Regions from separate parts of the Homo sapiens genome. Here region 1 is linked to region 2. A link is a loop called in an ENCODE intact Hi-C map of the cell type or tissue named here. Cell type or tissue: heart left ventricle. All regions are shown on one strand.

Region 1 (8,000 bases), 210 kb before region 2:
TCTTCCCCCGCTTTTCTTGACAGGGTCTTACACTCTCATCCAGGCTGGAGTGTGCAGTCGTGATCTCAGCTTATTGCAACCTCTGCCTCCTGGGCTCAAGCGATCTTTCCACCTCAGTCTCCTGTGTAGTTGGAACCACAAGCGTGTGCCACCACACCCGACTAATTTTTGTATATTTAGTAGAGACGGGGTTTCACCATGTTGTTCAGGCTGATCTCAAACTCCCAGACTCAAGCGATCCACCCACCTTGGCCTCCCACAGTGCTGGGATTATAGGCATGAGCCAACACGCCTGGCCAATTCCATTTATTTCTGATATAAAATACAAACATATCCAGTTAAAATAGAAAATTCTGTCAAACATGTCAATGTATCCAAAGTAATATTTTAGAATTTCAAAATTAAGTCTTACTCAACATTTGAATTTGTTCAATTCCCCTCCCTCCCACTGTTTTTACAGGGATGAATTTCAGTGCCTTTCTGGGTACAAGCTTGATTTTGTTTTTCTTTTTTCAATAGCAGGGTCTCACTATGTTGCCCAGGCTGGACTCCTGGGATCAAGCCATCCTTCCACCTGAGCCTTCCAAGTAGCTGGGGCTACAGGAATGAGCCTGATTTTCAATAATTGCAATTTGCTAAGCTTTTAAAAGCTCCAGGTTTTGGTGACCAATTTTTGAACCTTTTCATTAAGATTTCCAACAGATTCTGAACAGAATGCAACAAAAATTCAGAGATTATCTTCCAAAATGTCTAATAGTATTGCAGGACAGTTTAGGTTCATTAACAATTATTCAAATGCACAAACATTTCTAAAACTTGAACATGATGGACAGCAAATAGAGAAAGATCATGCGTATGTCTGTAAAATTTTGACAAGTTTATCTTCCATTTAGATTGGTAGAAAACCATTTCTTTATTCTAGTAAAATATACATAGCAAAAAAAATACCATTTTAACCATACCAATTCAGTGGTGTTAAGTACATTCATAGTGTTGTTCAACCATCACTACTATCTACTTCCAGAACTTGTCACCCTCCCAAACAGAAATTCTGTACCCATTAAACACTAACTCTATTTCCCCCTCCAACCAGTGCCTGGTAACCTCTATTCTATTGGTTATAAATTTGCCTGTTGTAGATACCTCATAAACGTGGTCAAACAAGATTTGGTGGTTTTTGTATCCAGCTTTTTCACTTAACATAATGTTTTCAAGATTCATCCAATTTGTAGCATGTATCTGAATTTCATTCCTTTTGAAGACAATAATATTCCATCGTATGGATAGACCACATTGTGTTTACCAATTCATCTGTCGAAGGACATCATATGGTTTCCATGTTTTGGCAGTTGTAAATAAGCAACTATGAACATTTGTACACAAGTATCTGTTTAAGTTCCCGCTTTCAATTTTTGGGGGTATATACTTAGAAGTAGAATGGCTGGATCATAGGGTAATGTTTAACTTTTGTTTAAAGTTAAGCAAAAAGTTTAACTTTTTGAGGAACCCACATACTGGTTTCCACAGTGGCTGCACCATTTTACAGTCCCACCAGCAGCGTATGAGGGTTTTAATCTCTCCACATCCTTGCTAACACTTATTCTTTTCCATTTTAAAAGTAATAGCCATACTACTATTCACAAGAGCAAAGACTTGGAACCAACCCAAATGCCCATCAATGGTAGACTGGATAAAGAAAATGTGGCACATATATGCCGTGGAATACTATGCAGCCATAAAAAAGGAGGCGCTCATGTCCTTTGCAGGGACATGGATGAAGCTGGAAACCATCATCCTCAGCAAACTAATACAAGAACAGAAAACCAAACACCGCATGTTTTCACTCATAAGTGAGAGCTGAACAATGAGAACACATGGACACTGGGAGGGGAACATCACACACCAGGGCATGTTGGGGGGTGGGGGGCTAGTGGAGGGATAGCATTAGGAGAAATACCTAACGTAGATGATGGGTTGATGGATGCAGCAAACCACCATGGCACGTGTATACCTGTGTAACAAAACTGCACGTTCTGCACGTGTACCCCAGAACTTAAGGTATAATAATAAAAAAAAGCCATACTAATGAGTGTTAAATGGCACTTCACCGTGGCTGTTATTTAGATTTCCCTGATAACTACTGATATTTCATGTGCTTAATGGTCATTTGGATATCTTCTTTGAAGAAATGCCTACCCAAGTCCTTTGCACATTTTTGAATTGGGTTATTTAGTTGTTGTTCTTGAGTTGTAGGAGTTATTTATATCTTCTGGATATTAATCCTTTTTCAGATGTATGACTTAACAAATATTTTCACCCATTCTGTTGCTTGTCTTTTCACTCTCAATAGTTTCCTTTCATGCATAAAAGAATAGCACATTTTTGACACATTAACAAACCATGTGTACACTGCAAACAATTCCAGCTACATTTTTACTCTATAGGCTTTTTAATAGGAATATTGTTTTCACCCCAATGCAATCAAAATTTGTATCTGTCATCACTATGAAAATACTACCTTTGATGCTGAATATTTTGAAGGAATTTATAATAGCATTAATCATCATATCATATCATTTCCCTTTGATAGAATGAATTCTAAAAGCTTTACTTTGATTCTGTGAATTAGAGATAAAATTCAGCCATTATTAAAATCATTCTCTGTTTGAGATACTGATGACATTGCTATAAAACAAGCATCATTTAATTGTTTGCAAAGTTCCTGTTCTGCTAATGAAGCCAACTCCCTGACAGCTATCACTTCCCTTTTTGTGCTTGCATAAGAACATTTGAAGTTTAAAAATGGGTGAAGGCCAGGTACGGTGGCTCACGCCTGTAATCTCAGCATTTGGGGGGGCTAAAGTGGGCAGATGACTTGAGACCAGGAGTTTGAGAGCAGCCTGGACAACACCGTGAGACCCTGTCCCTACAAAAAATAGGAAAATTAGTCGGTAATATTAGCGCATGCCTGTAGTCTCAGCTACTGGGGAGGCTGAGGTGGGAGGATCACCTGAGCCCAAGGAGGTTGGGGAGGTTGAGGCTGCAGTGAACCATGATAGTGCCACTGCACTCCATCCAGGACAAAGGTAGTAAAACTAATTTGCAATGGACATTTCATCTTCATGAAAAGTCATGCTTTGTGAGTGCCATGTAAACTGCCCTTTTGTGACTTTTTGTGTCTGTCCTTCCTAAGATGGCTACCACTTCAATATATTAATATACAGAATAGTTCTTCAGACCATTTGTTTCTTCAGGTTGTTGTGTGATCAGTGATACCACTATGCCCTGTGATGGATAGTTGAAGTCAACAAATATGTTGTGAAAATACAGTAAATCATCACTTAACATCATCAATAAGTTCTTGGACACAGCAACTTTAAGCAAAACAACATGGAATGAAACCAGTTTGACCATAGGCTAATTGATATGAACAAGAGTTAAGTTCCTATGACATATTTCTGGTTACAAAAACATCACCAAACTTCTAAACAAAGACCCCAAAATGCTAATATTAAACATTGAAATAAGTGTGAGCTATACATACATTTGAGAAAGATTAATAAAACCAAGCAGGATGATTATTTACTCCAGTATTCCAGGTTAGGGTCACAGGTGGTACGAGCTTATCCCAGCAGCTCAGGATGCAAGGTGGAAACTACTGCTGGGCAAGATGGCAACCTGTCTCAGGACAGACTCAAACAAATACCTACACTCACTCGGACTGGGACCATATAGACAAGCCAATGACCCCATTGTGCACCTCTTTGGGATGTGGGAGGAAATCAGAATATCTAGAGAAGACCCACACAAACATAGGGATAACATGCAGACTCTACACAGACAATGGCCCCAGCTGGGAGTCCAGTTTGTTTCCTCATCAATGTTACGATGATGATGAACAAAATGGCCTTATTTCAGGACCCACTGTAATACATTCGTCGTCAACTTCCTTCAGAAACTGAAATATAGTACTTAATTTTTTATTAAATATGCATTTCCACTCATTTGAGCTCATTGCTTCCAAGAGAATTTATTGTGGAATAAAAAAGTATTACCAAATAATGACATAAATAAATGAACAGTTGTAGATTTACATCGTGTAATACATAACAAAGTCACCATAGCAAAATCATTTCGACTACTCTTCATTTATTCTTTAACAGGATGGCTCAGCCTCTACTTTCTGCTCATATTTCAAGTACATCTAACCTCTAGTTTCTCAGCTTTCCTACTGTCTATGCCAACTGGCAGTTTAATGATTTCCAGTTTCTTTCAGGCTAACACCTAAGGGCTATGGCACAGTTGACTGTTGTTACATCAAATGGCCAGCAGGGGCAGCATTTCAAGAACTTCTTTCACTATAATTCAAGGCTGGAAGAAGAAAGTTATTCCTACACTTCTGTGCCCCAGAATTTTTTTTTCTTTTTTTGTCAGTGAGCACTCTTCATGCTATTCATCAAAGAGAAATTTTAGTTATGCGGCATCAGCAGAGAGATAGGGAAAGAAAGACATGTTATCTCTGATTGCCTTTAAGAGAAAACAATGTGTTAAGTACCAACTCTATGTAAACTGCATGTGTGTTCCATGCTACTAAACAAGATCATGGTTAAAGTTAGAAGAATCAACTCAAAGTCCACCAAACCTATCCTGGATTATTTTAATGCAACCATTAATGACAAAATTTTATTTAAAAATGAAGAAGTCCAGGACAAATACTGAACTGAACAGCGTTTTGAGAAAGTATGCCTAAATCAAAACTGTTCAGGAAAAACCAGGTCACAGTCACCTAGTCACAGAGAATGCACATGTTCATCTTCAGAGAATACTGATGGTTTGCCTAAGGGATTGTCGGAATTTCCAATCCCACCAACAGCATACAAGGGATACAATTGCTTTATGCTTTTGCCAACATTTGATAAATGATATCATATTTGTCATTTTAATTTTGACCATTCCGGTAGCTATACAGTCAAACCACACTGTGGTTTTATTTTTTTAACCTGGTTAAAAATGAGATGGTTAATGAGATGAACACATATTGATATTTTCACTGACCTAGTAGACGTGCTCTTGTTTGAGGTGCCTACTCAAGCCCATTTTTTCTATCGGGTTGTGTGTATATATGCATATTTTTGTTATTGATTTGTAGGAGTTTTTTCTATATTTAATAAGTCACTCATTAGTTATGAGTTGTAAATTACATGTTAAATTTATATGTTAAATAATCGTTAGGGTCAGGTGCTGTAGTTCAGGCCTGTAATCCTAACACTTTGGGAGGCTGAGGTGGGAGGATAGCTTGAGCCCAGGAGTTCAAAACCAGCTTGACCAGCATAGCGGAACCCTGTCTCTACAAAAAAAAAAAAAAAAAAATTTAGCTGGGCATGGCATCGGGTGCCTGTAGTCCCAGCTACTCAAGAGGCTGAGGTGGGAGGATCGCTTGAGCTCGGGGGGGTCAAGGCTTCAGTGAGCTGTGATCACACCACTTGTATTAGTCCATTTTACAATGCGGATAAAGACACACCTGAGACTGGGTAATTTGTAAAGAAAAAGAGGTTTAATAGACTCACAGTTCCACATGGCTGGGGAGGCCTCACAAACATGGCAAAAGGTACATCTTACATGGTGGCAGACAAGAGAGAATGAGAGCCAAGCAAAAGGGGTTTCCCCTTATAGAACCGTGAGATCTCGTGAGACTTATTTACTACAATGAGAACAGTATGGGGGAAACTGCCCCCATTATTCAGTTATCTCCCACCAGGTCCCTCCCACAACACGTGGGAATTATGGGAGCTACAATTCAAGATGAGATTTGGGTGGGGACACAGCCAAACCATATCACCACTACACTCCAGCCTGGATGACAATGAAATCTCATCTCAAAAAAAAAATTGTTAAATTCACATATTATGTCCAATAATTTGTATAACAAATGAATTTTGTTATACAAAATGAATTTTTGATGAATTGCTCTATTCATCAAAGAGCAATTCATCAAAAATTCATTTATGCTCTTTGATGAATAGCATGAAGAGTGCTCAGTGACATTCTTTTAGATTGTTTTATACATATAACCATGTAATACGTGAAGATGATAATTTCTTTATGATCTTTATACTTTTCTTGTTTTATGCCTTATACATACCTTATTGCACTGACTATGACCTTATTGCATTGACTATGACCTCCAGTACAATGCTGGATAGAAACAATGTTAGTGGAGAAATCCCCCTACAAGGAGAAAACAGTCATGATTTCACCACTAAGTCTAATGTTACCTGTAGGGTTTTTTGTAGATGCCTGTAACCAGATTAAGAAAGTCCCATTCTACTCCTATTTTACTGAGATTTTCTTTAATCAGAAATTTTATCAAATGATTTTTCTGTATGTATTAAGATTATCATGTTTTCTTTATTAGTTAATTTAGTGGATTACATAGGCTGATTTTAAAATTTTCAGCTAATTTTGCATTCTAGGAATAAACCTCACTTGGTCAAGATTCATTATCCTTCTTTATATAATTGGACTAAATTTGCTGTAATATTGTTTTGGATTTTTGCTTCTCTGTTCATGAAAAGTATAGGCCTACAATTGTCTTTTCTTCTAATGTACTTGTCAGACTTTGTATTAAAGTTATACCAAACTCATTTAAAAACTTGAAAAACATTCCCTTTTTTGTCCTCTGGTAGAGTTTGTTTAAGATTGGTATTGCCTTTTTCTTAAATGTTTGGAATAATTTATTAGTAAAACCATATGGTATATATTTTTCTATGTTGGAAGTTTTTTTTTTTTTTTTATTTGAGATGGAGTCTCACTCTGTCACCCAGGCTGGAGTGCAGTGGCGTGATCTTGGCTCACTACAAGCTCCACCTCCCGGGTTCATGCCATTCTCCTGCCTCAGCCTCCCAAGTAGCTGGGACCGCAGGTGCTGCCACCACGCCCCGCTAATATTTTTGTATTTTTAGTAGAGATGGGGTTTCACCGTGTTAGCCAGGATGTTCTGGATCTCCCGACCTCGTGACCCGCCAATCTCGGCCTCCCAAAGTGCTGGGATTACTGGCGTGAGCCACCACGCCTGGCCTGTTGGAAGGTTTTAAATGATAGATTCTAAGTAGTTGATATACATAATACTATTTTTTTTCTACTACTTATTCTGTCAGTTTGGGTAAGCTATCTTTTTTGAGGTATTTACATACTTTTCCAATTTATTGCAAAAAAAGCTGTCCATAAGGTCTGTCAACATATTTTTTAATAACTGTAAGATCTACGGTGATGTTCCCTTTTTATTCTTGATCCTGGTTGTACCTTCTCCTTACCTCTTTTTCTCTCTTCCTTCCTTCCATCTTTTCCTTGATCTGTCCTGCCAGAGGTGTATTCATTTTATTAGTCTTTTTTCTTTTAGTACATATGTGCTGGTAATACATTCTCTCTAAAAATATCTTTATTTTATAATAATTTTAAAGGATATTTTTACTGACTGTAGAATTCTAGGTTTCCAGTTAATTTTTTTCGTCACTAGGAAAATAACATTGCATTGAATTCTGGCTTTCATTGTTTCTGTTTTGAGGTCAGCTGTCAATCTTATTGTTGTTTCTTTGGGGGTCATATGTTTTATTATCCTCAGGCTGCTTTTAGGGCTTTCTTACTGGCTTTCTGTTTTCTTTAGCAGTTTTATTATGTGTCCCTTTTATTATGTTGTTCCTTTGTGTTGACCTTAATAGGGGATTATAATGCCTCTTGAGTCTGATGTCTTTTTTCAATAGAAACATAGAAATTTATTTTGCTTCCTTTTACATTGTTCTGACTTTGAGTATATTTAATGAAACATTTCTTCCCACATATGAGTGCAGGGGGAAAATGAGAATGTAACTAAAGAAATAGAGATTAAAATAATAATTTCAATAATGTTAGCTGGCTCACACTGTTAAAACTGACTGATATTTTATCTTAGTCCCAGAAAAGTTCCCAGGAGTAGAAGCAAATACAGTATATGCTTTTCTTCA
Region 2 (8,000 bases):
GGAGCCAGCAGCCAGCCCCCACCAGAGAAGATCTGCCCACGAGGAAGAGGAAGACGATGATGATGATGACCAAGGAGAAGACAAGAAAAGCCCCTGGCAGAAACGGGAGGAGAGGCCCCTGATGGCGTTTAACATTAAATGAGCTATCGCAGACCCACCTGACTGTGGAATATAAAATTGCCAAATATCCTTTCTCATGGAAGCGCGTACCCGTTCGTGGAGGAAACGGAACGGCAGCCCAGCCGTGGGACGGACGTGGACGTTTACTGCATTCCTGTTTGCCGTGTAAATGTTAGAAAGGAATTAAAGTTATTACTCGGAATAAAGGATGACTTTGGCGGATGTCGCCCCTGCAAGGAGGTGGCTGAAAGTGGTGTCCAGATGTCCTTCCGAGGACTCGGCGTATCCGCCACCAGGGACATTAAGAAACCGCACGTGATGTCGCTATGCTCTAACGATCACCTCAGTTCTCCCTCGGATTCTGGGAACAGATGAAACTTTTTGCATCGCTTGAGTCATTTTTATCACAATAATCCTACTGTGAAGCTGTCGTTGAGAACTTAGGTTGGCACGTAGCGTCTCAAGGTATGCGTTCTCTCAAAGGAAAGCTATGCATCGCTGCTTCGTTGTCTGATTTTGCTTAGATTTTGCTTTGGTTAGGTTGCGTTTTGGGGTTTGCCTTTTTTTGTTGTCGCTTAAATGCAATTTGGTTGTAAAGATTTGATTCCTTTGTGTTCATCTGTTCCGCTTCTCAGCGGTCCATCTCAGCGTCTCCCTTCAGGAACCGCTGAGTGTCCTCTCTTAACATCCAAGCCTTTTAATGAAATCGTACTGAAATCTGTATCAGCTAAGAGTCCTCCAATCCTGGTCCCATTAACTCCAAGTGCCTTTTTGACAGTGACAACAGACAGTCCCTCGCTTTTTGTTGTTGTTGGTTTTCTTAACCCCTTTAATGGAACTGCCTGGATTTTATACAGTTATTAAAGGATGTCTCTTTTGCTTTAAACTGCATGCTGCCAAGTGCCATTTGGGGTCAGCATCCTCGTTTCAACACAGTGTGCTCTCTAGTTATCATGTGTAACGTGGGTTCTGTTTAGCGAAGATAGACTAGAGGACACGTTAGAGATGCCCTTCCCTGCTCCATCCCTGTGGCACCATTATGGTTTTTTGGCTGTTTGTATATACGGTTACGTATTAACTCTGGAATCCTATGGGCTCATCTTGCTCACCCAATGTGGGAGTCTGGTTTGAGCAAGCGAGCTGAATGTGACTATTAAAAAAAATTTAAAAAAAAAAAAGAAAATCTTATGTACTATCCAAAAGTGCCAGAATGACTCTTCTGTGCATTCTTCTTAAAGAGCTGCTTGGTTATCCAAAAATGAAAATTCAAAATAAACTCTGAAGAAAAGGAAAACTGTCTTTGTGGTCATTTGAATTCATTCTGAGTCATTATCTGTTTCAAAGTTGTTATTAAGACTTTGTCAGGCCAAGCATGGTGACTCACACCTGTAATCCCAGCACTTTGGGAGGCCAAAGGAGGAGGATCACTTGAGCTCAGGATCACTTCAGCCCATCTCTGTGAAAAAAATTTTTTTAATTACCTGGTTATAGTGGCTCATGCCTGTAGTCCCCACTACTTGAGAGGCTGAGGTGGGAGGATGGTACTGCTGCACTCCAACCTGGGTAAGAGAGCAGATCCTGTCTCAAAAAAAAAAAAAAAAAAAAAAAAAAAAAAAAAAAAAGTCTTTGTCATTGTTTCCTTGGTGGCAGTCTGCAACGCAGTTGTCAGACTTGTATTTGGAGACCCACCACCTAGACACCTAGGAATTTCCTCTAGGGTTAAAATCTATAAAAATCCACCTTTGTCTGTAGTTTTGTTCAAGAACACCAAATAACATTTTGATGTGTTTCAGGTAAAGAGGGATGTCTGCACTTAACAAGAATCTGATGTTTTATGGTCAGTATTGATCCATCTTGGAAGAGCTTCAAGAAGATATCATTAGAATGACCAGAATCCTCCCAGATGTATAAAACTATTCATCAAAATAAAATCATTAATGGAGGTGTTGGGACATAACTGGCAGAAATAAATTAAGCCAGCTATGTTTACAGTCAACAAAATCAGTATTTGTGAATTCCATGCAGGCAAAGAACTAATCACAGTGGTTTTGATGATTTTCATTCTCAAGTGGTGGTGTTGCCTGTTTGGCTTTTAAGGGGGAAAATAGTTGAGCAAGTCCTTGACAGTGGGACAGCTAGCCAGATGGGAGCCTGGGGGCCTAAGGAGTGAGACGCCCTTTGCGCGGGAGTGGACATCTCACCAGTAAGTGGCAGGGGCATCCTTGCAGACCTGGCTAAGACTCCAGGGAGAAGGCGTTGGTCAGCTCCCCTGAAAAGAATAAGGAAGTTGCTCCTCCAGGAAAATCCAGGGCCAGACCTAGATGAGGAGGGACGAGGGAGGAAGTCCCGGAAGACCTCTCTGCTGTCATTGACCCCAGTCCTTTGCGGCTCTAAGGTTGCCGCCAATGGAATCACCTCCTTAAAACGTCAGTTTCTAGAAGAGCCTCATTTAATGCATGTTACCTGGGAAAGTCGGGTAGCACATTAACTGTAAGCGCTGATCCTGAGAGATCTGGCAGGAAGATGGGGGTGGAGAAGACTGCTTTGCTGACTCCTCCTTAGGTGAGACTCACCTGGATGGGCCCCGATGTATTAAGCAGCCAGCAGCAGTCACAGCATGCCGTGTGCCGAGGACAACAAGCAGGTGGGTTTGCAGAAGGGCAACTGGGTCGGCTGAAGATTTTTATCACATTTTAACAGTTGTCCTAACTGGGGCTCAGTGGTTCTCATTTTCTCAGGATGCCAACGCTGATCACTAGAGTGGGATTCTCTGAATGCAGCACCGTGGCCACAGACTTTACACATTTATCCTCTCTCTCCCCACGGAGGGTGGAAGGGTGAATATGTCACAGTATTCCAAATCAGTTACGTGGTCTGAAGGACGACAGCCATCAAAGGCATCTTGCTCCCGCCCCCTAGTGGTGAGTTTTCCCCACCTGTAACGGTTTAGTCCAGACACACAGGGCCACTCTGGGAAAGTAGGGGTGGGCGTGCACAGGGGTGAATCTGCCACTGGGTCTCTCCCCAAGGTGAGGTGGGTGGAGAGAAGGGGACTGAGGTTCCTGGAGTCTCTACCTGGAAACAATGTATTGGAAACAATCATTGCATTCAATCCTCAAAATCTTTCAAGGAAGGAATGTTTATTCTTCTTTGTTTTGCACTGAAGTTGAGGCTTAGTGGTTAAGTAATTGAGGTCACCCAGCTAGAAACAGTGGTGCACGGCTTAAACAGCCAGCTCTCTGGAAATGAATGCACTTAAATTATAAATGTCCCTGATAAAGGATGCATAGGACAGAACTTACAAATGGAATACATAATAATCTGTATAATGAAATACATAAGGCTGGGCGTGGCAGCTCAGGCCTGTAATCCCAGCACTTTGGGAGGCTGAGGTGAGTGGATCTCTTAAGGTCAGGAGTTCAAGACCAGCCTGGGCAACATGGTGAAACCCTGTCTCCACTAAAAATACAAAAATTAGCTGGGTGTGGTGGTGGGTGCCTGTAATCCTAGCTACTCGGGAGGCTGAGGCAGGAGAATTGCTTGAGCCCGGGAGGCAGAGGTTGCGGTGAGCCGAGATCACGCCACTGCACTCCAGCCTGGGCAACAAGAGCGAAGCTCCGTCTCAAAAAAAAAAAAAAGAAAAGAAAAGAAAAGAAAGTGTGTGCCCTAAGCTCTGCCAGGGGATACACAACATCATTTAAGTGATAGTGACCCTGTGCATTTGGAACTTTATTTAGGATAAACTAGCACAGACAAATGCAAAAACAAAGAGGCATCGCACCCAAGAAAATGAAACCAAAACCAAAAAGGAAGGAAACCAGAAAGCCACAGAATGGTACGTAGGCCACAAGCATGACAAACTCAGTGTGATTTCTTGTGTTCACCCTCTCACAGACATCGCTTATGCAGGTGTTTAGACCTAGAGGACCTCATAAAAATGAGTAAAGTTAGAAATGGGGGGTGATTTTTCAACCATATTGATATTCCACGATTTCTTGTTTGCTGCATTGACACCATAGTTAAAGCAAGTTGCAATTATGTCTTGGGGACTTTTATGACATCACAGAGAACTTGAAAAGGGCATGATGGTTGTCATGGTCCTTCAAACAGGAGAAGGCAGTGACAAGGAGAAAGGCAGTTGCTCTCATAGATCAGGGAGAAAGCCAGCTAAACTCCAGGCGAAATAGAAATTGCAAGTCTTCTCCTCCCCGCCAAAAAAAAAAAATGATTTTCAAAGCTGTAATTGTAAATATACACTAAAATACCTGGCAAATGTTTTTTCCATTCTTCGCAGCCATTGTGAGTTGTTTCAGGTTGGTATTTTGGTACCTTCAAAGTGGCTCATAATTCTCGCATTGCTAGGCTTTTGCACCTTAACAGGATGGGCAGGAATAGAAGAACCTGAAAGAGGCTTGGTGGTCTCACAGCAGAGGAAATTGAAGGCTGAAGTCACAAGTGTTGTGTTGACCTTTCCACATATGCAATGGGTGACCACACAGAGGTGGGCCTCATCTCCTGACACTCGGCCCAGTGTGCAGCCACCTCTGCATGCTGCTGCCCCATCTCACCTCACTGGCACCCTCTGCTATCTGTCTACAGTATGCATTCAGCACTCCATAATGAGGGTCTAAGGCATAAGTAAACCATGCTAATTATTAAAATCTAGGATTTGGAGAAGAAGCTCTGGGTGTCAGGCCTGGCTCTGACCAACAGACAGGTGACTCACTTCTGATGCTTTAGCAAGAGGTTGGGGGTATTTGCTCTCCTCACCTCTGGGTGAGTTGAATTCAAGTGAGACAATACATATCAAAGTTTTTGTAAGTTGTAAATTACAAAAACAGTTTATTTCTCTGAACTATTACTAGTATCTTACAGTTCCCTAATCTTGTTGCTCTAGTGTGACAATGGTCATTTTGGGGCTATATCAGCTGCTTCTCAGCTACTTTTTAAGGAAAATGGTAGACAAAACAGTGGCATCTCTTTTTCCCCATTCTATTACTTTTGTTTGTTTGTTTTTTTGAGACAGAGTCTTACTCTTTCACCCAGGCTGGAGTGCAGTGGCGCTACCTTGGCTCACTGAAACCTCTGCCTCCTGGGTTCAAGAAGTTCTCCTGCCTCTGCCTCCCTAGTAACTGGGACTACAGGCATGTACTACCATGGCTAACTTTTGTGTTTTTAGTAGAGATGGGGTTTCACCATTTTGATAGTTACTACTGAATGTCAATTTGATTGGATTGAAGGATACAAAGTATTGATCCTGGGCGTGTCTGTGAGGGTGTTGCCAAAGGAGATTAACATTTGAGTCAGTGGGCTGGGAGAGGCAGACCCACTCTTAATCTGGGTGGTCACCACCTAATCAGCTGCCAGCACAGCTAGAATACAAAGCAGGCAGAAAAATGTGAAAACAGAGACTGTCCTAGCCTCCCAGCCTCCATCTTTCTCCCGTGCTGGATGCTTCCTGCCCTCGAACATCAGGCTCCAAGTTCTTCAGTTTTGGAACTCGGACTGGCTCTCCTTGCTCCTCAGACTGCAGACGGCCTATTGTGGGACCTTATGATCATGTGAGTTAATAATAAACTCCCCTTTATATATACATATGTGTGTATATATGTATGTGCATGTGTGTGTGTGTATATATATATATTATTATATATAATATATATATTCCATTAGTTATATCCCTCTAGAGAACCCTAATACAACCATGTTGGCCAGGCAAGTCTCGAACTCCTGGCCTCAAGTAATCTGCCCACCTCGGTCTCCCAAAGTGCTGGGATTACAGGCGTGAGCCATGGTGCCCGGCCCCATCGTACTGCTTTCTGCAAGCTTCAGCTGAGTAATATCTCCTTTGCTCAAAGGGGATGTTTTGCCTGGTGTCTGAAGATAGCCAGTGAGCTCTGTGAAGGTGCAGCCTTCTTAAAGATTTGTCTGGAAACATGTGTTAGGACACTGTCTACAAGGCAATAATGTTAGGGTAAGTCCCCAATCACCATAATTTGCTACTGAAAGCAATACCTCTGTAAAACATGGCAGCCGTTCTTGAATTCTTGAATTGAGTTGCTCTATGGTAATAAGATAATGTGCATGTAACTATAGAACAGTGTTGCTCAAACCTGGGGTGTTAGGCCATTCCTGTGTTGCTGTAAAGGAATACCTGAGGCTGGGTGATTTATAAAGAAAACAGGTTTAACTGGCTATGGTTCTGCAGGCTGTACAGGAAGCATGGCACCAGCATCTACTTGGGGAGGCCTCAGGGAGTTTACAATCATGGCAGAAGGCAGAGCAGGAGCAGGCATCACACATGGCCAGAGTGGGAGCAAGAGAGGTGCCATAGTTTTAAACCAGATCTCACGTGGACTCACTCATCAGCAAGGGAACAGCACCAAGCCATTCATGAGAGGTACCCCTGTGATCCAAGCCCCTCCCACCAGGCCCACCTCCAACACTGGGGATCACATTTCAACATGAGATTTGGCGGGGACATGGATCCAAACCATGGATACATGTTAGCATCCCCTGGGAGCTGGAAAAAAAATATTAAAGCATTTGGGCCCCACCACAGACTGATTGAATTAGGATCTCTGTAGGTGAAACTGGTTTAAAAACAAAACAAACAAACAAAAACTCTCCCTAGCTGATTCTCATACACAGGCTTGTAGACCACTGCTTTAGAAACATTGAAGCTACTTTACAGCCTGGTAGCACCTTCCATTGGGTACCTCAGGGAATTATTCACTTTTCTCTTTGTTTCTGGGGTCGATTAACAGCTATACCCCAGATTTGCAGTTGGGGAAGCATTTATGTGAAATAGCATGTCAAGTTGGGCAGCAGTGCCTAACAGATTTCTCTCTTCCTGTTCACAATGGCCTGTTGAAAAACCGAAGGTGGACACACTGTGTCAACATGTCTTGGCTCTACCGTCCGTCCTCTTCCCAAGGTCCAGGTTATTCCTGCCATCTTGCCCGAGCAATTTCACATCACTGCCTGTTTGGGACTCCCACGTCCGTATCTGCATCCCAGGCCTGCCACTGAGTTCAAACTGCAGACTGAGCATCCTCAAGCACCTAAAACTCTATTTATTATCTTCATGTTGTCCCGTGAATTCCCTACTCCTCCGCAAATCAGGGAAACCAGTTCTCCTAGTTTTTGCCTATGTACTATCCCAATAAATGGCCTCACCATATAGTTTCCTTGGCCAGAAACCTCAGGGTCACCCTACAAACATCTGTCAACCTCACCCCCAAATCCAGGCAAGTTCTTTTGACTCCACTTGCTGTCAGGAAACAATATGAATTTTTTTTTTTTTTTTTTTGAGACGCAGTCTCGCTCTGTCGCCAGGCTGGAGTACAGTGGCGCGCTCCTGGCTCACTGCATCCTCCGCCTCCTGGGTTCAAGAGGTTCTTCTGCCTCAGCCTCCCAAGTAGCTGGGATTACAGGCACACGCCACCATGCCCGTCTAATTTTTGTATTTTTAGTAGAGATGGGGTTTCACCATGTTGGCCAGGCTGGTCTTGAACTCCTGACCTCGTGATCCGCCCGCCTCGGCCTCCCAAAGTGCTGGGATTACAGGTGTGAGCCACCGCGCCTGGCCAACAACATGAATGTTTTCATGTTTCTGTGTAGCTCAGTTTCCTGAGCAAAAGTTACTGGCAACCTAGTATTAAAAACTCTAGACAAATGTAACAGTTTAATTGAGCAAAGAACAATTCTCGAATCGGGCAGCCCCCTTTGTCATGCCAGACCCCTATTAATCTCAGTAGGGATGGCACCAGGTACAAGAGGCCAAAGACGAGATCCCGCACCAGCGAAGGAGACGTGGGTTTTATTGGGGGCTTACATACAGGGGAGAGAGTCCAGTGGCAGTGGGCCAAGCAGGAAAA

The links. Peaks named below come from ENCODE experiments on the same cell type or tissue, not always from the same donor. Only the 100,000 strongest peaks of a DNase experiment are listed, where the experiment ranks them.
Region 1: a loop joins it to region 2, with 5 times the contacts of the local background. A loop is called at or near these places in 8 of 110 quality-filtered maps.

Annotation. Positions count from the first base shown.
Region 1 is chr10:15,415,816-15,423,815 of GRCh38, reverse strand. No RefSeq gene overlaps it. Among named protein-coding and RNA genes, the nearest start is that of FAM171A1, 49 kb to the right of the region's middle. In heart left ventricle, a CTCF peak has its summit at 4,316 (motif pointing right); no DNase peak of the experiment used is centred here.
Region 2 is chr10:15,205,057-15,213,056 of GRCh38, reverse strand. FAM171A1 (family with sequence similarity 171 member A1) reads left to right here. Exons shown (of 8, transcript NM_001010924.2): 8 at 1-1,414. The coding sequence ends at 142. FAM171A1-AS1 (FAM171A1 antisense RNA 1) reads right to left here and starts at 4,470. Exons shown (of 3, transcript XR_007062068.1): 1 at 4,386-4,470. LOC105376434 (a long non-coding RNA gene) reads left to right here and starts at 5,657. Exons shown (of 4, transcript XR_930699.2): 1 at 5,657-5,681. It overlaps LOC107984211 (a long non-coding RNA gene), which reads left to right and starts at 1,720. Exons shown (of 3, transcript XR_001747379.2): 1 at 1,720-2,764; 2 at 2,859-3,041; 3 at 3,858-4,800. RefSeq lists a silencer at 2,942-2,991. In heart left ventricle, a CTCF peak has its summit at 3,037 (motif pointing left); a DNase peak (open chromatin) is centred at 3,056; H3K4me3 peaks cover 667 bases; H3K27ac peaks cover 582 bases.